Regions from separate parts of the Homo sapiens genome. Here region 2 is linked to region 1. A link is an interaction called in ENCODE POLR2A ChIA-PET data of the cell type or tissue named here. Cell type or tissue: PC-3. All regions are shown on one strand. Each heading gives the region's core, and the rest is flanking DNA. Links, peaks and the distances in the headings are about the cores only.

What was found. ChIA-PET counts read pairs that join two places held together with the same protein. Peaks named below come from ENCODE experiments on the same cell type or tissue, not always from the same donor. Only the 100,000 strongest peaks of a DNase experiment are listed, where the experiment ranks them.
Region 2: POLR2A ChIA-PET joins it to region 1 with 5 read pairs; 10 of 35 experiments call an interaction of 5 or more read pairs at or near these places.

What each region holds. Positions count from the first base shown.
Region 1 is chr10:61,759,022-61,765,959 of GRCh38, forward strand. CABCOCO1 (ciliary associated calcium binding coiled-coil 1) reads left to right here. Exons shown (of 8, transcript NM_001366906.2): 6 at 1,038-1,160; 7 at 1,842-1,982; 8 at 6,918-6,938. Among named protein-coding and RNA genes, the nearest start is that of CABCOCO1, 100 kb to the left of the region's middle. In PC-3, for the core only: no CTCF peak of the experiment used is centred there; DNase peaks (open chromatin) are centred at 2,110 and 2,960; H3K4me3 peaks cover 839 bases; H3K27ac peaks cover 3,739 bases.
Region 2 is chr10:61,814,812-61,830,182 of GRCh38, forward strand. All of the region lies in intron 2 of LINC02625 (long intergenic non-protein coding RNA 2625), which reads right to left. Among named protein-coding and RNA genes, the nearest start is that of LINC02625, 45 kb to the right of the region's middle. In PC-3, for the core only: CTCF peaks have their summits at 4,618 (motif pointing left) and 4,817; no DNase peak of the experiment used is centred there.

The DNA.
Region 1 (6,938 bases), core at 1-5,000:
TTCACAGGATGATAATTATTTCGTGAATTTATGCATTTTCAAAATTTTGTCTTCAAACTTATGTTTGAAGCTCTAATCTCAGGGCCTGACTTTGTCAGCATACTGTGGGTGGCTTCATCCCTGGGCCACAATAACAAGCTCCTATAAAGCAAAACAATTTACCAGTTTACAATGAGGCATGTAGTAGGCATGAAAACGAGAACCCTCAAGTGGGCACGTCTCTACAGATCAATTGGGATGGGAATTGAAATTAAAATCAAATGTTGCTTATTAAACATGGAATTAGAACAACTAATTAAATGAATCAAATGTTTAATGTTATTAATACCCTCATCTCCCCTTTCCCTCCCCCAAGTCAGAGTGAGATGAGCACTGCCAAAGTTGGCTTCCTTGACTCTCCTTTTCCTTCATTTCCAGTGTTAACCAACCGTCAGCCTCCTTCTGAGTGGCACGCTGTTGCTAAAGAATTGTTAAATACTCATAGTGAAGTCTTGCCTTGCCCTGTGTGTTTTTGACAAATCTCCTTCCTGATCTACTGGCTTCATATATTAATCTTTGCAGCCCTTATTGTCTTCATCACCAAGTTCTTGATGGCCACTTCAGCAGCTACATTCTGCTGAGTAATAGCAGTCCCCATCAGGATGACATTAAGTGTATTAAACACCTAATCCTCTGCCAGAACTAGAGAAGATACACAGAGCATCTAAAACTTGGTTCTCCACCTACAGAGGGCTTGTAGTCAGGAGAAGGGGGATACTGAAGCACAAAACAGTTAAGAACGAGGAGATACTACATGAAATCCTAAACCACAGAGTATCGAAAGGAAATGAGACAGTGGGAAAACAAAGTGTTAATTTTGAGAAATGGAGCTCAAAAAGCACTAGAGGACAAAAAGGGCAATGGCATCAAAAATTCAAAGGAGGTGGCACTTGAAAGATAACAGACTTGGAACTATGGTACATATATAACGGAACTGACCGAAACTGTGGTTGCTCACCAAAGGCTCTGTCATAATTCAACTTTTTTCTTCCCATCAGCAAGTGATAGAGGTTGTCAAGTCTGCATGTGGCCCTTTCCCAAATCCTCTGGAAGAAGGAATCTCATTTGATATTTATTCAACATTCATAGAGCCCCCCACAATATTGGATACGGAAATGAAGGTATATTTCTTTTTGTCTTTCCATTCACCCTACCTCATCATTATATTCTCTTGGGGTGGGAGGAAACGAACTAAATGTTTTCTTCATTTTCTTTGCCTCTGATTTTTCCCAACCAAATACAAATATTTCTCTAAGTGTTGATTCAAAGATGAGTCCGCTGATGGTAGTTCAGCAATTTTAATCTTTTCCACCCTACCCTTCCTAATCTCCACCTTCACTTTCCCCTGGGCACCACATTGGTACCATGAGTTGATCTGTCATAACCCTCATGAACAGGAATATAAATACAGAGTAACATCATATCAAAATCTCCCCCCAGATTGACATTGTTTCTGCTAGAAAAGTATCCAATAGAAATTTGAGGTTCCAATGAGAACACATGGACACAGGGAGGAGAACAACACACATCTGGGCCATTTGGAGGGTGGGCAAGGAAGGGAAGGGAGAACATCAGGACAAATAGCTAATGCATGCGGGCCTTAAAACCTAGATGACAGGTTGATAGGTGCAGAAAACCACCATGGCACACGTATACCTATGTAACAAACCTACACACTTTGCACTTGTATCCTGGAACTTAAAGTAAAATAAAATATATTTAAAACAAGAAGTTTTAGGTTCCATATAAATCACCGAATGCTCTAGAAATCACCCGAGTGCTATTTACTTTCAATATTCTAGAGGTTGGATCAAGAACAAGGCCCTGAGGAGTCTCAGCCAGAAACTGACACCTCAGACATGGATCCTTTAGTTGGTTTTACCATTGAAGATGTAAAATCAGTGCTGGATCAAGTCACAGATGACATTTTAATCGGCATTCAGGTACTCAGTATTGATAGTATGCTCACTTACTTTATTACTGGTTAATTAGCCAACCTTAACTTTAATGTCTATAAACACTCCCCACACTGCCAGCATGAGCGATGCTTATGACGAAGTTCAATTTAACAGCTTCACATAATTCTCAGTTGAGTCATCAGAGATTCAGTAAGATCACAAAATAGATTTTCCAACAGCATCTAGTGTGGTGCATGTTATCAGTTAAAAAAATCAACAACAAAACCCAAAAAATAACATGGTAAAGGCTTCATATCTTGTCAAACTGTAAATGTTGCTTATGCAAAAGGAATTGGAATGCATTTCTGAATGGTAAACACTGAAGATCAAACCTTAATCCTCAGCTAAGTCTTCTCACCAAATTTCTAACAGGCTTTCAGATCTTTGAACTGCCTCTCAGACAGTTTGTTCCTTTTGACCTATCAGTAATGGCTAAGCAGTTTACACCAATAATTACATGAACATGGTGATGGCAGCAGCCGTATGAATAGCAGCTGCCAATGATTTATTAACTGGCTTAGGTTTATGCTTAATTCTTTCTCATCTCATTCTGTTCAAAAAACAAACAGCCATTTCTACCTCAACTCAAAGACTTACAGGAATTCACATAATTTTTCAGGCCAAATGATTAAATAAGTAAAATGTATATTTTGAGTACATTTGCAATTTATTTAGAAATGGCTATAAATCAGGAGGGCAACCTAGTGCATATTTAAAATATTAATGCATCTCAGGAGAAGATTTAGTTGTCATCTGAACATGAGACCATATATTAAAAGCCCACTGTATTAACAACTAATTTAAAAAGAGCAAAAGATTAGCTTGGCATAAGCATACCTTGTTACTTGTTTAATCATCAAATGTTATTGCACTATTTACACGAACATTTAATGATTTGGTGCCAACAGACTCAGCCAAAGTCCTCAGCTTAATAAGGGGTGTTTAGTGTTTACCAGAAATAGTGGAAGAACACGTTTTACACAAAGCTTTATTGTTAACAACTCCATGAATGTAATAACTGGTTATTGTGTAGAAGGGCAGAGAGCAGTTGAATTAAGCTGAGTTCAGAACATATCTCCTTTTTAGATCTGATAACATTTCATCTAAATATAGTTTATGTATAATCATGGCTCTGGGCTCCTTTGCAATCCTACAGCTCTGAAATTATTGCCGAGGAACTACCAGACAGTAACTGAATTGTTTGCAGGCCCAAAAAATTGAAAACGTCTTTACCAAAGCTGTGTTCCATGCAGTGAACAGTATGTTTTAACTATTCATTGAAATTATTTTAAATATTACAGTCTGCAGCATTTATACCCCTATTCTATATGATAGCTATGTGTCTGTATGTTATCTTCCCATTGGCCTGAAGCCATCCTGGAAGTTCAATAGCTTGCTCACCTAAATGTAATTAGGCATGGAGAGGATGTGGACCAGAGGACAGGGATGCAGAACCGCTAGGTGCCACAATCATTTCCATAGTAAGTGGATTTGTAGACATCAGCCTGGGCCAAATTACTGCCAATTTTTCAATGAAATAGCATGATGATGTGGATTTATACAATGGCTCAAGATGGCAAACCCCTTTATGTATTTTCTATCAGTAATCCTAGTAAACTCCATGTGAGTTAGGCAGGCACTTCCCCTGATAAATTGAAAAATGGGACACAGAAAGACTTAAGTTATTTGTCCAGAGTTCCCAGGGTTGACAACTGATAAAAGACCCTGAATGGGAGCTGTGACCTGGGTTCTAGTTCTAATTCCAGCGTTATCCACAAAAACCACATAACTTCTAATATCACAACCAGACTACTCTGGATTTTAATACTCCCGTGGTGTGGCACTTTTTCCACGTTTACCCTTGTGTCTTGGTCAAATTCCAAGTTGGGTAATTACTCTCTGCTTACCTAAATTCCTCCTCCTATTTTAGATGTGTAGGTTATTTTCCACTTCTAAAACCTGCCTTCCAGTGTTCCTGGCTCTAAGAACTGCCATATCCCTTTTCAAAGGTAGCTATGTGTCAGTGGTCAGTGTATATATGCTATTTGAACACACCGACCTGCTGTAGGAATATTTAATGAATCACTACTCGTAAGATGTTTTAAATTTTCTCACAGATTTTTTTCTCCTACTTTGTTTAAAAGTCATACTGTTATTACAATTTTTGCAAAAAAAAGGCAGTAAATAATTCATGTTTTAAGTACAGTTGTTTTCAAAATTCCTTTTCTATGTGGTTTCAGGCATATTTTACCTTCTCTAATACAGAAATTTCTGAAAATGTAGTATGAATCCATAAGTTTTTTATGTTAATTCACTTATTTTCCCATTGACTCACTTTATGGTTTTAGAGATTTATTAAGAATGAAGTTATCTTGGCCCTGAGATGTTAATTAAAATTATACTGAATAGAGCAAACATTTTAAGCCTGTATAGTTTAGGTATTTTAATTTTAAAGATACATTCAAAATGAAATTATTTTGGCCCTGAGTTGTGTAATAAAAATTATACCCAAGGGAGCAAACTTAAATATATTTAAAGAATTACATTTCAGAGAAATATGAATGCTAACACTAAATTCTTACATTACATGTTGGCTGTTGGCCCTGTGGAAGCAATAGGGTAATATAATATAAAAACTTTGAGGGAAGTTTGCCATCTTGGGACCCTAGATGTTTTTAGGTCAACTTGAATTTTCCAGGTTAGAAAAGCTGAGCATGAAATCATCTCAAAGAAGTGGTCAATGAGAGACTACTGAACATATTTTTTTTCCTTAAAAAAAAAAAAAAGAACCAGACCCAACCATAGTATTTGCAGGATTGCTTGTCTGTTCAGCAAAGTTCTGAAGAATGACAAGGAAACACGGCTAATGACAGCCTGTTATTGACTAGACGTGGAGCCTTTAGATCCAAACTCTGCTGGTTGTGACTGAACTAAAGTACTAAGCCTAAGGTCTGGAGATCTGAGACATTACTCACCTCTGTCAGTATGCCACTCTCTTAGCTGCCCCTTCATGAACCTTTTCCCAAGGCCTACACTTGTTTTGATAAATTCTGTCTCGGTAAAATACCAGAAAGGCCTCCAAGTGAATGTAAAATCCCTATGTGGTAGTGAAACAGAAACTGGTAGATGATAAGCACATCAATCCTTAGCTGAAAAGAAATGAGATTACTGGTGGGCATAGAGGGACATTAATTGAAAGTGGGAAGAATCGATTGTTTGAGTGGCGCAATTCTTCCCAATCCTTTGAAATTGTGGTAAAATTATTTCAAACCATTTTAATCCCTATGTGGTCCAATATGTTGTATCCCATAAATTTATTTTAATAAGGCAGGAGTAACAGATTTTTAAGTATTTCATGACATCATAACAATGAAAGATAACATTGGTGAAGTATATCACAAAATTGGAAGTTGGAATTATGAATTCAAAAACTAAAGTTTGATATTAACATAATCCTATTCCCCTACTTAATTTTTAAGGTAAGAGCTAAAATCCAGGTGGTGAAATGACTTACCTAAGGTGACGTAGCTGAACTAGTACCTAGATCTTCCCAGTCCAAGATCAGTGCTTCTTTCGACCCTACCTAAAATCATGCATAGATGATGATTTCTTTAGAGTCAGTGCATCCTAAAGGAAGAGTTCCTCTGTGACCTGGAGGACCGCTCCATCCCTCCTTGCCTCCTCCACCCAACCACCAAGAAAGGAAAAGATAAGAAACCAGAGGCCGGAGCTTGATCCCAAGGTTTACTAAAGCTTGAACCAGAAAAGACTGATACTTATGTGAGTTCTGAACCCAGAATTGTTGGCACACATACGATCTTTCCAGAAATATCAAATCTTACTGTGAGGTGAAATCAAATCTCATCAGATAAGGCAGCATGGACATGTCACAACTATCTGTTATAGTTACACTCTTGTAAATAAATATGAAAAATTATATCTGGGCTTAAAACAGTATTTGATTTTTTTAAATGTCTTCTATCTAAATTAAAATAATAAAAGGTTTGCAAAGTACAGTTACCCTGAAGCCCTCAAATAATGTTATAGCTATTAGAAATCCAAACTTTGAATTTATTAACACATATGTGTATAAGCTACTCCTTATACAGCGGTAGACATTTTAAAAATCACCTAAACAACAACAAAAACATCAATTTTGCCACGTCAACCACCACTGCTTTTTCTGTATGTAATTTTATTATCCCTTGTGAAAAAGGGAAGACATTTCCAGGGCTACTAATGTTCAGTTAATGTGAACGTATTTATGGAATTGTGCAGGTAGCAATGTGAGTCCACAGAAGATCGCTGCCAGAGGCAAAATGCTATCACCACCTCGGCAATCACAAAACCTGAGAGCAATTGCTTACTTTTTTTACCAAAAATATATCAGAAAGTGGCATCATTCCAAGAGTTCTAATGTATGATGAATACTCTTAATTATGGGAGTTGTTCTAATTGTAAGGTTATTTGTGTTGTTATTTCACAACAGAAGCTTCCTGGGATCTCATTTAGAATGTATTACACGGGAGACACAGACATCCATTGCAGATGGTGGAGGGACCCACAGCACTGCAATAACTGAGCCCAAAGCAGTTATTCTGATTCAGTGCTTATTGGTAAAGTCTGTCTGAAAATACAGATAAATTATCCTATCTTCCAACACAAGGCTTTGTGAAAAATGGCTGTCCAAATACCACTTCCTGTTCATAGCAGACATGCTATACATTGGAAATGTGCAGAGAAATATGATAAAGTGTTATCACATCACTACAGGCTGAAACACAGCTATGTCTGCAAAACAGGAAGGTGTGTGAGGGATAATATCTGTCTTTAGGCACTATAGTATGTCAAAACCACAAAGACAATGTGCAGCAAAAGATAGCTCCATCATAACCACGTTTTTTATGATTGTCTTCACAGACCGAGATAAACGAAAAACTG
Region 2 (15,371 bases), core at 1-5,000, 56 kb after region 1:
GTGATGTTCATTGGAAAAGTCTCCAAGTCATTCATTACCCTTCATTACTTGAGGGCAATTAGTAGGTAGGGGTGCAAGACTGAGAAGTGAGAGGAAGCTAATAAAGTTACCTGCATAGTGGTCCAGACAGGAGCCCTGGGGAAAAGCCACCTAAAGACCTTTAGCCAGGCTCTCCCAGCCAGGAACCAAAAAACTTCTCCACCAGGGCCTGAAACACCGTGTACTTGGCACTGTATGAAAGAAGCTGGTCATACCAAGAGGATGGTCCTATCGGTCATGAAACAATAGGACTCGAATTCTCCCAACTTCACGAAACACGATGGTAACCACTGGACCATGGCAAACTGTGCAAACCTTCAACACAAGACACTTCTCTCTCAGACCCGAAGCACCTGGCAAACCAAGTGCATTCTACAAGGTGAGCAATAGATCCTCAATGACTTTTTTGAAAGTGTATGGGAAGTGGATGCCCCATGCCTGGAGCCTCAGTTGGGAAGCTTTTTGCATTTTGCCAGAAGATTTATCAAAATAAGGGTCTAAGTGTGAAAACCTGGGTAAGCTGACTTCTAGAAGAATGATTATCAAACTGCACCAGCGAGACCGTTGATTGGCTGCCATTTGACCTAATGGAAACTGATCCTGCTTTAATTCATAGACATGAGGACTAGCAGTAAGTGGGCAATTAGGTCACTAAATTTCAGTCTTCATAAATTCAAGTTAGCACATTACTAGTTTATTGAGCACACAAATTCATTGCTTCTGCTAACAATTCTGATTCCTACACAATGCTTGGCAACATTGCCAGTTCCAACACAAGCTCACAAACAAACAGCTGGAATTTCCAAGTCACAGCATGAATCCTTTGTTGTCAGCATATTATCAGTGTTATCTTGGGTTGGTTGGTTGTGGTTTTTAAATTGCTGCTGTCCTTGTTTTTCAATTACACATTACTGTGGTTTAGTTACAACATTATTAATTTAGTTTGTTGTCATTGTTTGGGGAACCCTGCTGTGTGAATGGTGCATATTGGCACCAACAGTATTTTTCACTAAACTTTAAGACATGTATATATTGATACTTAAATATGCATCGTCCAGACCATTATTCCAAAGCAAATTTTGTATACATTTATAATATAAACCTATTGTGTGAACATATATGCTATATATTTATATTCCCCCAAGTTTGCTTGTACAATGACATTTTATTGGTGATAAATTTGTGTTCTTTATATAATTTCCAACACGTCATCAAGTTAGTGTAATAAAATTACTAGATTATTTTTACAGGTATAGAGCATTGTTTTATGTGTATGTGGCTCTAGTCTTTTCTTACAAAATAAATAGTAGGTTGTCACCAATAGATCAGCTACATTTTCTTCTTTTGTTCCCCAGATTATGAAAGGCTACACCTTACTTTTCTAGGTTTGTTCCCTGCAAGGATTGGTACCTGAGGGATCTGAGAATCAGAGTCTTTGGCACTTGTGTTAGATGACATCTTAACAAAAGTTGTTGGGATAGGGATGTACAATAAAGTGAAGCAGTTAAGAGCAAGGGCCAGGTCAAATCCTGAACACATGTGCAGGTGATGTGACTACCAAAACCTTTTCAGCTTCTTTGAGTTTCAGCATCCTCATCTAGACATTGAAGAAATGTATCTATCTCACAAGGTTGCTACCATATTAAATGAGACAGAACATATAAAATTCTCAGCACAGGGAGTTATACATTGCTTTGGCCCATTCTTCAATGGCTAAGGCAAATCATATTGCTGCTTGTGAGTTTAACAAGGTGGAAATGTATAACTGCCCTGCAGAAAAGGTACCATAAGAAAAATGGAATATTTGGTGAGCGGTAATACTATCAACATTGCTGTTACTAACTCAAAGATAAAATGAGGCAGGTAACCTACCAAATGGTTCATCCTAGGTTTATTCATGAATGGAAAGGTTTATGTTTGAGGTCGCTAACTGAAGGTATAATCTTTAGCCTTATTTTATTTAGTGTAGTGGCTGACCTAGCTTAACTAGTAGAGTCAAAAAACCCCTGCCGGCCGGGCGCGGTGGCTCACGCCTGTAATCCCAGCACTTTGGGAGGCCGAGGCGGGTGGATCATGAGGTCAGGAGATCGAGACCATCCTGGCTAACAAGGTGAAACCCCGTCTCTACTAAAAATACAAAAAATTAGCCGGGCGCGGTGGCGGGCGCCTGTAGTCCCAGCTACTCGGGAGGCTGAGGCAGGAGAATGGCGTGAACCCGGGAAGCGGAGCTTGCAGTGAGCCGAGATTGCGCCACTGCAGTCCGCAGTCCGGCCTGGGCGACAGAGCGAGACTCCGTCTCAAAAAAAAAAAAAAAAAAAAAAAAAAAAAACCCTGCCAATGCAATCTAAGCTATATTTAAGAATAATCTCTAAGTAGATTCTACATTCAAGGTAACTATCCATGTTTCTCTTATATACAAATCCCAGTAAGAGACAGCTCCAGCTACCATTGCACAAGTACTCAGAGCAGTGAGTCCAGGTTGTCCTCATTGCTACGACTTCATTTTCAGCCATATTCTCCCCATGCCAAAGCTGCTCCAACATCTTAACAATGACAACATGCTCCACAGCACCCATCCCATGCTGCTCTTCCCAGCCCCCTTTCTTTCTAACCTTGCTTCCTGAAGCACCAGGTCTTGCTGAACCACAGTGGTTCCTAAGGAATAAGTAACTAAATGATTCTTGGGAGAGACATTTTTAAAGTCCATACAATTTCCCGAGAGCTAAATTGACATGATAGAATAATGTCCACTTTCAAGGGTTTTATTTTTACGTTCACCAGGGACCTACAGTGAACCAGACTGGCAGCTAGACACTGAGAAGAGAATGCATACTTTTCAGTAATTCACAGTGGGAAAGACAGTGGCCAGTAACCCAGCAGGAGGATGTGTGAATGGAAAAGCTGTAAGAGGCCACATTGAGCCAGGGAACGGACCCATGTCTAGTGCAAATAAAAATTTGAGCTTAAATCACTTATCAAATGGAGAAACACACCCACCCATGATGACCCACTTTCCCCAAAGGCCACTCAGGTGAAGTCTCGCATTTAAAGAGTGATAACTCAGAGCTCTGACATTTTGCAGGCTTGGCTGAATAACGAGAATAAATAGATCAAATTCCTAAGAATTCACAACTAGTCTTGGCAAACCAAGTAAGTGTCACTTGGACACTCTAAGTCTAGTCTAGTCTTGACCCTACCTTCAGGAAGCCAAGATAGTGCTGACCCCCTTGAAAGTATAAAATTGAGGCTGAGTGAGATAAAACATAAAGTATAAAATTGAGGCCCAGATAGATTATAAAACATAAAGTATAAAATTGAGAACCAGTCAAAGGACATGAGTAGACACTTTTCAAAAGAAGACATACATGTGGCTAACAATCATATGAAAACAAGCTCAACATCACTGATCATTACAGAAATGCAAATCAAAACCACAATGAGATACCATCTCACACCAGTCACAGTGGCCATCACTAAAAAGTCAAAAAATAACAGATGCTGGCAAGGTTGCACAGAAAAGGAACGTTTTTATACTGTTGGTGGGAGTGTAAATTAGTTCAACCATTGTGGAAGACAGTATGGCAATTCTCCAAAGACCTAAACACAGAAATACCATTCCACCTAACAGTCGCATTACTGGGTATATTCCCAAAGGAATATAAATCATTCTATCATAAAGCCACATGCAGGCATACTTTCATTGCAGCACTACTCATAATAGTGAAGACATGGAATCAACCTAAATGACCATCAATGGTAGACTGGATAAAGAAAATCTGGTACATATACACCATAGAATACTATGCAGACATAAGAAGGAACAAGATCATGTCATTTGCAGGAAAACAAATGGAGCTGGAAGCCATTATCTTTAGTAAACTAATGCAGGAACTGAAAAACCAAATACCACCTGTTCTCACTTATAAGTGGGAGCTAAATGGTGAGAACACATGGACACAGAGGGGAACAACACACACAGAGGCCTAACAGAGGGTGAAGGGTGGGAGGAGGGAGAGGATCAGGAAAAAAAATGAATGGGTACTAGGCTTAATACCTGGGAGACGAAAAAATCTGTACAACAAAGCCCCGTGACATGAGTTTACCTATATAATAAACCTGCATATATACCCCTGAACTTAAAAGTTGAATTATAAATAAACAAATAAATAATATAGATAGATAGATAACCCAAAAAAAAACGAGGCCCAGTGAGATAAAACACACATAGGTGATGAGTGAAGCTCTGGCCTCCTGTGTCCATGTATAAACTTCCCCAAACTTCAGCCATTCCCATGCTACCTTCAGAAATCATGCCATAGCTATATGCCACCTGCTGTATTATTTATTTCATCATTTTAATATTGAATAACTCTTTTTAAACTGAACTTAACCTTAACCTTCTCCTAAGCAATAACACTGTGAATTCACAAGTTTGATGTGCTAATTATTTTGCTGTTATCCATTAAAATAACTATTAAAATATTTTTAAATATGTTCATATACCCTTAAGATCACTGATGTCCCACCACTGATGCCCATATTGAGCTCAAGATGGTAAATTCTGCCACCTGCTGCCCCCACAGAGTGTGGCTCACCTGCATCATTTTAATGATGCTAATTCCTTTATCATTTCTCCCATTCTTCCTTTTTCCATAACCCACACTCAAACCAGTGTCTAATTTTTACTCAGAGCTGCTTCGGGAAATAATTTAACAGCTCTGCCTTCTCTGTATTTCTTTTTTGGATGTTTACCTCATCTGAACATCCACACCTATGACAGGAGACTCCCCACGTTATTAGTCCCTTATCACAAAATTGATATCAGGAATTCACTTTTCCAGCCTCTCTTTCAGCTAGGGCACAGCCGTTTAATCCAGACTCTGTTCATCTGATGATCCCACATGAGATTTTGAATTCAATTGTTGGTTACACAAAGAAGGGCCACCTGGAGTTCATCTTTAGAAGGCAGTAGATATATTCAGTCCATTTCTTCATCAAGTTCACAATCCACTGTGCTCCAAATGGGTGTTTTTAGACAATTGCAATATGGTGAGATAAATATTCTAATTAGAGCACATATAGAGCACCCCATGCAGAGGTTTACAGGGAAAGTATCAGGGTAGTCATGCTTGAGTTGATTCATGAAGAAAAGAGATTCCCAAGCAGATAAGAAAGTAGGTAGCTCAATAGTGATTAACTATTATTATAATCACTCTTGCCAGATTAGAGTCAGACAGACCTGGATTCAAGTCACAGACCCATTAAAAAGGTCAGTTTGCTCACCTATAATCTTGCTCCATTGGATCTGCAAAGAATAAGTAAGATGATTTAAGTAAAGCACATACCAAAGTATCTGGCACACAGGTTCATTATAAAAGCTATTTATCTTCCCACCTCTATTTTTTTATTAGAATGCCCTCTCCACTTCCATTCTAGAAAAATCCAAGATTGGACTTTGGATTGCATTCTTGAAAAAATTATAAAATTTGGTTATTTAAATTTTACTTGAAACACTGCCTCTTCCGTGAAGCTACTATTTATCCCAAAGACACAATCTTCCCTCCTTCAAACTTCAATTTAAGCTGATCTTGACCTCTCTTGTACACACTCATACCCTTGCCACTTCATAATGCCTGGCTCGTAGGTGGTACCTGCTTGCTGAGCTGAATTAAATGCCCTCATTCTCTCCCCTGTTGCCTAGTCTTAATGCCTGCTCTTCCATTTTTTTTAAAATTCTTGCTAGCTGCCTAGCTAGCATTATGACCACTATAAGACTCTGACTTCAAAAAAAAAAAAAGTTTTCTAACTTTCTGGGCAATTAAACTACTATTATGTCTCTGATCTTGAGATTCTAGCTATGTGTTCACCATTGGCCAGTCCCTTTCCAAACTTTCCCTCCTCCCTTTTTATGATACGTATTTTCTGAGCCCCTTTATGTACCTATATGTGGTCACAGGCACTTGGCATACATCAATGAGTAGGACAGACCTCGTCCCTAGTCCTTGACTCAAAGGGCTTATCTTCCAATCTAGGAGACAGTCAATAAGCAAATAATAACGCAAAAAAATGACAACTATAGTGACGCTACAAAGGAAAAATACAGACAGTCTTGTCCTAGGCCCAAATTGTTCCTTTTCTTGCCTCACCTAACCTCTCCTCCTGCCTTTCCATCCGCTACATCCTTACCCCAATTTCTGTATGTCCAAATTCTTATCCCTTAAGGCCTATTTCCAATATTACCTTATCATGAAGTTAAGACAAGTTAGAGAAAGAAGTTTGTGCAGTGGTAAGCCTACAGATAGAGTTTTACATACATCTTCTCACCCTTACTATAAGTTCCTGAGGGCATGGCCTCAAATACTGCATTGTAATGGTTACAATGCCACCTAACACGAAGCCAGGAAAGGAAGTAATCAGTAACTTCATGAAATGAACAAAGAATCCTCTTCTTGTCCTGACAGACTGCACTTGAAGAGCTCTGGCTACATAGAGAGATGCGTCATCCACACTCCTTGTAGGAAATCCTGTTGTTTCTGTCTTCATTCAGGCACATAACTTTACCCCAAAGGTAAGGACGCACTCACCAGGCAGCAATGCCAAGAACTTAGAACACTCTACATCGTGATCCCCATGGTAACTAAGGCTGTGCACAAAGGAATCGGCCATGAGAGTATCTTAATCCAGAAAGGCTGAGTGTTTTTTCTCATATTGATAATTCTGTTATTATGGCCATAATAAATGGTTATCTGGATCACAAGCTGCTGAACGGTATTCTAAATTTCTAAACCCATCATTCTATCATATATTTACCATGAATGTGAAGTATGATTCACTAATAGAACATCTGAGGTTGTTGATGGGAGCCTTGGATCAAGTCAACACTTACTACTGTTGGTAAATATGCAGAAACTTACAGAACATTAGACTGGAAGGTACACACACTTACTCCTCTGTTCTCACAAAGCTTGCTACTTTCCACCATATATTTGGTTTTTATCTTAGGTGCCATGCATAAACAATGCCATGTGCACTGCTGTGAGGAGTGGTGAATATGCACGCTTCTGTTTGTTTGGGGAATGTAAGAGCTGTGGGGTTTTAATTACCCTGAGCTGGTAGAGATCAATTAGAAAAACAAACATATTAGTGAAATACCAAGAGCTCTTTTGCTGCCAGAGGATTGTAACTTGAAATCATAACACCCTAGAGCTTTAGAGCTGAAAGAAATGGCAGAGATCAGGAAGGCCAAGCCCTTCATTTTGCAGATAGGAAAGCTGAACCCCAAAGAGGCAAAATGCTTGCAGAGTGGTTAAGAGCTTGTGTTCTGCTATCAGACAGACTATACTCAAATTTCAGGTCCATGATGTACCAAACTACCTTGGCAAGTCACTCGACTTTTTTTTACCTCAGTGTCCTCATCTGAAAAATGGGGACAATGATAGACTTGTAAGGAATAGTGAGATAATGGACATAAGGTGCTTAGCACAGTACCTGACCTAGTAAACAATGTGCTAACTTTTATCATTATTATTATCATCATTGCAATCTAAAGTTACATGGATTATTAGTGACATTACTTTTGCTCAAACAAATACTCCCTTACACATATCTGGGTTTATTTTTATAGAAAACAAAAAATATGTCTTGTCCCAATAATCATATGGTCCAAATTAGTTTCCAAATCAAGTTTTACATTAATTCTACATTTTCAAGTGTTTATTGAATCTTCTAGTAATCACATATTCTACGTTGTCACAGCTCCAGAAACTTAGTTCACTTAGCATAAATACATTCTCGTCCTAAATGTGTAGTCGCTCAAGAACTATTAGTGACTTACCAAGATGTTTTACTTTGGAGAGTGCAGAATCTCTTAGGATATTTGACTAGAATTTTTTTGCCCTTTCCAAAGGCCCCAAATTAACAAAACACAGTGCTTTTTGTGGCTTGATCTAAATTGATAATTTATAATCCATGACTCAGAAAAAGATTACTTCAGAGCATGACATGCAAATGCAGAATTCACGGCTCTTTATTTAAAATCAAGGCCCTTTTTCCTTGACTGCATTTACTATAATTAGAAGAGTGGACATTCTCACAAGGGGTTGCAAACACACCATTGGCGATGTCATATGTGAGATGCCAGAGAAAAGATTAATACTTTTCTGCTGAGTGGCTTGAAGCTATTGGTCCCCAACACAGCTTGCTGTCTAAATAAATTGAGGTTCCAGAGAAGGGAAATACCAGGAATTTGAATGATGAATAATACTAAAGAAAAGAGAAGGCTCTACTCATACCACATTCTCCACGGGGTGGTAGGTGATAAGAATAGAAGGACCATGTGACCATCTAGTCTAGAATAATATGGTATTTTCAGGGCCAGATGCAAGTTTTGTGGGCCCAAAGTTTACATAATTGGTGGGGTTGGGGGCTCTTTAAGTTAAAAAAAATGCAAAATTATAAATATGAATGAGGCCCCTCCCGAGGTCTTAGAAAAGGCCCTAGCAAGTGAGGGGTCCCTGAAGGTTTTTTTTTTTTCTGAGACAAGGTTTCACTCTTGTTGCCTAGGCTGGAGTGCAATGGTGCAATCTCGGCTCACCACAACTTCCACTTCCTGGGTTCAAGCAATTCTCCTGCCTCAGCCTCCCTAGTAGCTGGGATTACAGGCAACTGCCACCACGCCTGGCTACTTTTTGTATTTTTAGTAGAGATTGGTTTCACTATGTTGGCCCCAGGCTTGTCTCAAACTCCTGACCTCAGGTGATACACCCACTTGGCCTCCCAAAGTGCTGGGATTACAAGAGTGAGCCACCATGCCCGGCCAGGGACCCTGAAGCTTAAACTTAATAACTGCATGATGAATTCACTCTTTGATGCTTGATAGTTTGTAGACCATTTTCACATAGGTCAAATTTAACAGATTAATTAAGAACCTAAGTTATAGCAGAACCCTGGTTTGACCTGGGTGGACGCTTTATAGCTGTATTACCTTAGGCAAGTGTCGTAAACTCTCTGATCCTCAGTTTCCCCAACTATAAAGAGAAAAAATAATATCTCCCTTACCTAGTCATGCAATTTTCTTAAAAATCCATGTAATGCACTTTAAGAGGTACCCAGCATATGGTAAGAGTTCAATAAATAGTATTATTTTTGCTATTTCCTACACTATCTCATTCAATCCACATCTTAACCCTGTGAATATTTGTTCAGAAAATAAGATGTTTCCTCTTTAAGGTCAACCCTTGATTATCTGGGAATTATTATTCTTTGAGTCCATGTCTATTGTTTCTCTTTTCTAATGCCTACCTTGACTTCTTGTCCATTTTATCCCAGAATGAGTATAGGACAGGACAAAAATTGAAATTCAAATCAGTTCATCAACAGCCCTGGACGAAGAAAAATATATTAGCAGTCCAACCACTTACTCCCCTTCCCCAAGACCCGCTGTTCTGTGTCAGCTGTTGACTCCCCATAATGGCCATGACCGTGGGCAGTGGAGACCATGGGGACACGGGTGTGCAATGATGGTCCTGGACTAGCCACTAACTCTTGAGGACAGACACTTCACCTGCTTCCTCTTCCTTCTGTCAGATTAAGAAGATGGAACGTAAGTTTAAGGGCATACTTGGTTCTATTCTTTCTCCTGAAAATTCAGATGATGCCTTCGATTTTATAAAGAAGAGGATCATTTTTTTCATGGAGAAGAACAGCCATACTTCCTGGGAGAGAGAACCTCACAGTCTTGACTGCAGGCGGGAACAATCTTCAGCTCTGACATCAAATACCGGGGACTGGAATTCAGGTTCCACTACTTACTATTGGTGGGACCTCGGGCAAGTTCTTTTCAGAAGACACTACCAGCACCTACCTCACAGGGTTACTATGAGGATCAAATAAAATGTGCAGGTAAAGCACATAATATAGTGCATGGGAGGTTATATATGTTTAATTCATGCCACGGATTATGACAATAATAAATGTTATAATTACATAAAATTATTTAAATTACTCCATATTATAAAAAATAAAAATTGTTATTATTTCCTAAAGCTATGAAAGTCCTGAGTAATAATATATTGCCATCACCTTTTAACAACTGTCAGACAGTAATCTCAACCAAACTTTGAAACAAGAATGTAACAGAGAGTTAAGGAAGAAGCCCCAAAGAAACCCAAAGTATTCAGTTGTTTCTTACATTAAAAAGGGTTGGAACATATTTAAAGGAGTGAAGGGCCTTCAGAGGGCATGAAGGTTTCGTCTTACGTGCCAAGACGAGTTCTGGCCACCTGGTACTCTCTCAAAGGGAGAATGTTGAGGCTACATCCAGGCGTAGCAGGAAGAAGTGCTGTGATCTATTAGTAATGTCTGCCACAGACATGCAGCACAGGGTCTAGTGACATTTACTATATAACAGCTATCTCTGGATTCTCTTCTGGATCTCAGATCATTTTTCCAGGCTCCGCCACTAGATAAGGTACAAGATCATTATTTTAGGTAACCAATGACCTCAATCTTCAGAAGCAAGAAAATCTTACTATGTATTTAAATGTAGATAAATATGTATTAGTAATAAGTCTACCAAGAAATTGCTCAGGAGTGAAAGGGAACCTGTAAGTTGTGGCCTGTTTCTTTTTCTATTGCTTTATTATATACTATTTGCACTCTCTCTAATTCTGTTTAATCTCTGCAGTTCTCAGCAGTCAAAATCTTTGTGTTAATTCTCTGTTGAGCAGGAAAAGAAAAAAAAACCCTGCTGATTTCTAACATAATACTTCAAAACAGATCCTGTTTCTGTTACTTCCGCATTACATACCTAGCACTTGGAACTAGTTTTGGTATAGCATAGGTGCTCAATAAGTGCTTTTAATGAATTAATCGGATGCATTTGATGTCATCTCCCTCTTAGGATGTGAGCTTCTCTAAGACAAATATGGTGAATTACTCATTATTTGCTCCTTTGCCCTCACTCCCTAAAGTGATTGGCACAGTATCCAGTACGTGGTAAGGGCTCTATAAATATTTGTTAAATGAATGAAGTATTAATGACAGTACTGCCAACTTTCATAGCCTCAAATTTCTTCTGCTATCGGTTAAGGCCTCTTGCTACATAAATCTTTCATATCAGTGCATTACAGTATTTGAGAATATTTCATTTGAAGAACTCAGCAGAGAATATTTCCCATAAAAAGGAACAGCCCCCTATATTACCTTATTACTCACTAATTTCATAAGAAGTGCTGTTTGCTAAATTCCTCCACCCTGCTTTTGCCTTGTTTTGCACTTTCACTGCTATCTGCTTTGCTCCCAAAGCAGCCCCTCATACTTTGGAAACCACAGGGAGGCAACAATGAACCAAGACTTTTTCCTCATCAAACACTTTCCTTCTAAAGCAAAATCTTTCTTGTCCATTGTCCCACTGTAGCAAATCTCTCCCGAACTTCTGCAGTGCCCTTTTTGTCTGAAGGAATTTCCATTTACCACATCCAGTAAATACCTTTAGTGATCAGTGACTCGGCACCTGATTTTTAACACTCAATCAAGATGCGCTATGTTTCCATCATGTGATGGTTAAATTTAATTTAAAACAAAGAGATTTCTTCACACTCATTCCATTTTGCTTCAGTTTCCAAGGCAATTTGTGTTTGTGCAGAAACCAAATGTGCTCTCTGGAGACAGATGGAGACTGGTTTTTTCTACAGGTGCCTGCCTACTACCTACCTACCTGCTCATCTTTGTAGTCTTAATCTGTTTTCCTTCCACATGAACACTTTTTCTTTAGTTTAAATTTTTATCTTATTTTATTGCATTTATCTTTGTAAGCCACCTTGAATCTATTTGGAATAAGGTGGTATTACGATTCAATGAATATAAAAATAAATTCATATGCCTTATATTCATATTCATATAGCTCCTGCCCCCCTGATGCTTAGAGTCTTCCTAGAAAAATAAGACTTACTTACTTGAGGAAATATGCAAGGGAGTGATTGGCAGACAGTTGCAGGAAGGTAGACAACAGATTCCTATAGAAAGCTACATTTGAAGGGACATTCAAAATTATCCAGCGGAGGTTGTGTGTCCTATGCGGAGTCACCTGAGTACTTAGTGGCAGAATCAAAACAAGTCCTCATCTTCTAACTCCAAACCTTATGCTTGCTTGATGCCCTCAGCTCCTCAATGCTTGCCAAATAGTAAGGCAAATGTGTATAATAGTCCATTGAGGAAGATCCCTCAACAGATATGAAATAATTGGTCATTATTGAGCAAATGTCAATGTCCTCTAACGGTCACCCAAGCAAATATCTGCTCTTAATCATAAACTCTTTTTCAACATTTTTCCCCAAGTCTAAAGAAACTTAAGTAACAATCTTGATTGACTGAAATACTCTCTATCTTGATTCTGACTCAATTAAATTTAATTTTAAAAAATACTCATCTCTGGCCAGGCACAATAGCTCACGCCTGTACTCTCAGCGCTTTGGGGGGCCAAGATGGGCGGATTATCTGAGGTCAGGAGTTTGAGAACCGCCTGGCCAACAAGGTGAAACCCTGTCACTATTAAAAGTACAAAAATTAGCCAGGTAGTGGGTGTCTGTAATCCCAGCTACTCAGGAGGCTGAGGCAGGAGAATCCTTTGAACCCAGGAGGCGGAGGTTGCAGTGAGCCGAGATCACACCATTGTGCTCCAGCCTGGGTTACAAGAGTGAGACTCCATCTCAAAAAAAAAAAAAAAAAATACTCATCTCTCTCCAAGAAGTATTTGAAGCAGCTTATGGGAGGAAAAGAAAAAATTAATAAAATTGGAACTAAAAAGGTGATGCAGCCTGGAAAACATAAGTACTTTGATGTTAAGTGACGATAGCTATTATCTTTGCGCCTTAAACCTAGCTCTGAGCTTCCTGGAAATCCAATCAAAAAGGGAAACACAATTAGTTGCACAGTTCTGTCTAGCTGAAGAACAGAATCATATCTTCTCAGGAGAAAAGAATTATTCTTCTGTCAAATTCTGAGATAATTTTCTCATAAGAAACAATATATAGGGGGATGTAATAAACAATATTTTCAATAATAATTCTCAGCTAAAACAGCAAAATCTATAAAGCATTTTCAATTATAACAAAGAGATCAATGCTTTGTCTTAAATTACATGATGATTATTCTGTGGGGGACCCAGCAATCAACTTGATCAATTTAAAAAAATAGGTAATCTAGAGAAATGAGGAGATTACATGAGCCTTAAATTATCTTCTCTCAATTTTCCTCTCTTCCAGGTACTTGACAGGTTGTAGCTATTACACAATTTCAAGACCTTACTCTCTAGCAAGAACACAGAGGGCAGTTATCCTGAAAACTGTTGAGTGCAGAGTTAAAACTTTGACAACATATAAGCAGATATTAAATTTGACATTGACTCATGCAAACTATTAAAGCCTTCCTGCCTGAGTGGAAGTCCTCCACTTAGAGATTTACTAAACTTCCGAGTCAGGAGGAAAGTTTAACAGCCTCAAGTTACCTTACTGAGGGTTTACTCCATCATCTCATCTGTCAAAAGGGAATAAGAATTACCCACTCACAAAGTGGTCAGTGGAGAGTGACTGTGATAACATTTGAGCACTCTTGGCCCCTCCTTCATTCTCAATAACATGTTTGTTACAAGCATGAATAAGTTCCCATTGGTATTATAGATTCCCACTGAAGGTTGAATATTCATCATTCTAAAAACCTCACAGGCCAGGCACGGTGGCTCACGCCTGTAATCCCAGCACTTTGGGAGGCCGAGGCGGATGGATCACAAGGTCAGGAGTTCGAGACCAGCCTGGCCAATATGGTAAAATCCCGTCTCTACTAAAAATACAAAAATTAGCCGGGCGTGGTGGCATGCACCTGTACTCCCAGCTACTTGGGAGGCTGAGGCAGAAGACTCACTTGAACCCAGGAAGTGGGGCTGCACTGAGCCGAGATCATGCCACTGCACTCCAGCCTGGTTGACAGAGTAAGATTCTGTCTCAAAAAAAAAAAAAAAAAAAAAAAAAACTCACAAAACCAGCCATTAAAGGACTTATGTTCTCCCTCCTTATAACCTATGATTATATCACATTTCCCATTATGTAGTGTAGGAATAAGCAAACTACAGCCCTTGAGCCAATTCCAGAGTGCTGCCTGTTTTTGTAAATAAAGTTTTATTGGAGTACAACCATGCTCACTCACTTACACATTGTCTGTGGCTGCGTTCCTAATATAACAGCAAGCTTGGATAGTTACAAAAGAGCTGACATGGCCTGCAAAGCCTAAAATATTTACCAACTGGCGCCTTATAGAAAGAATTTGCTGACCATAGAGCACATGTCCTCTTATATGCTATATACATCATTTTAAACTCAGCACATCCCAAACTAAGACTTCCACCTCCTCATGTGTGTACATGCACATGCACACACAGACCCCTCGATCCCCACCTTTCCCTTCTGAACTTTACTGTCAATCCGGGTTCCCACTGTTAATGCTGTCATCTTCTGAATCCAGTTGTCATCAAATCCTACCGTCTTCTTTTCCTTTAAAAACTCTCCCAACCTTTCTATTCCACTCTCACTATAGCCCAGATTCCAATTACTTTCCCTGACTCTACTGACATCTTCTTTCAATCCAACTTCTATGATACTGTCTGTGTCATTGTCCCAAAATGCCATTTTTACAGTTTTACAATGCAATTCAAAAACCTATGGTGGCTCTGACTTGCCTTCCACACCAAGTCTGAATTTGCTGTGCTTGGCTTTAAAAATAATCACAGTCTGCCTCCATAGTTTCTGTCAAACTCCAGGTCCCATCCCTTCCAGATCTACTCTGGGCACTCTCGTCTGGCCCATCTCCATTAGCACCGACCTTGCTAAATCTTACCTGTGTTGTTCACTTCCACCATGGCTTCTGTTACAGGTTGAATTTTGTCCCCTCCCCAAAATTCATATGTTGAAGTCTGAACCCCCAATACCTTGGAATATGGCCTTATTTGGAAATAGGTTCATTGCAGATGTTATTAGTGAAGCTAAGATGAGGTCATTTGGGAGTAGGGTGGGCCTTACAAGTGTCCTCATAAAAAGGGGAAAGTTGAAACCAGAGACACAAGGTGACTACCACATGGTCCTCAAAGCAAAGATCTGAGTGATAGATCTACAAGCCAAGGAAAACTCAAGATGGCCAAAGATGGCCAGCAAATCACCAGAGACGTGGAACAGATCCTCCCTCACAGCCTGCAGAAGGAATCAACCCCACTGACACCTTGATCTCAGAATTCTGGCCTCCAGAACTGTGAGACAATAAATGCCTGTTTTCTAGGGCACCCAGTA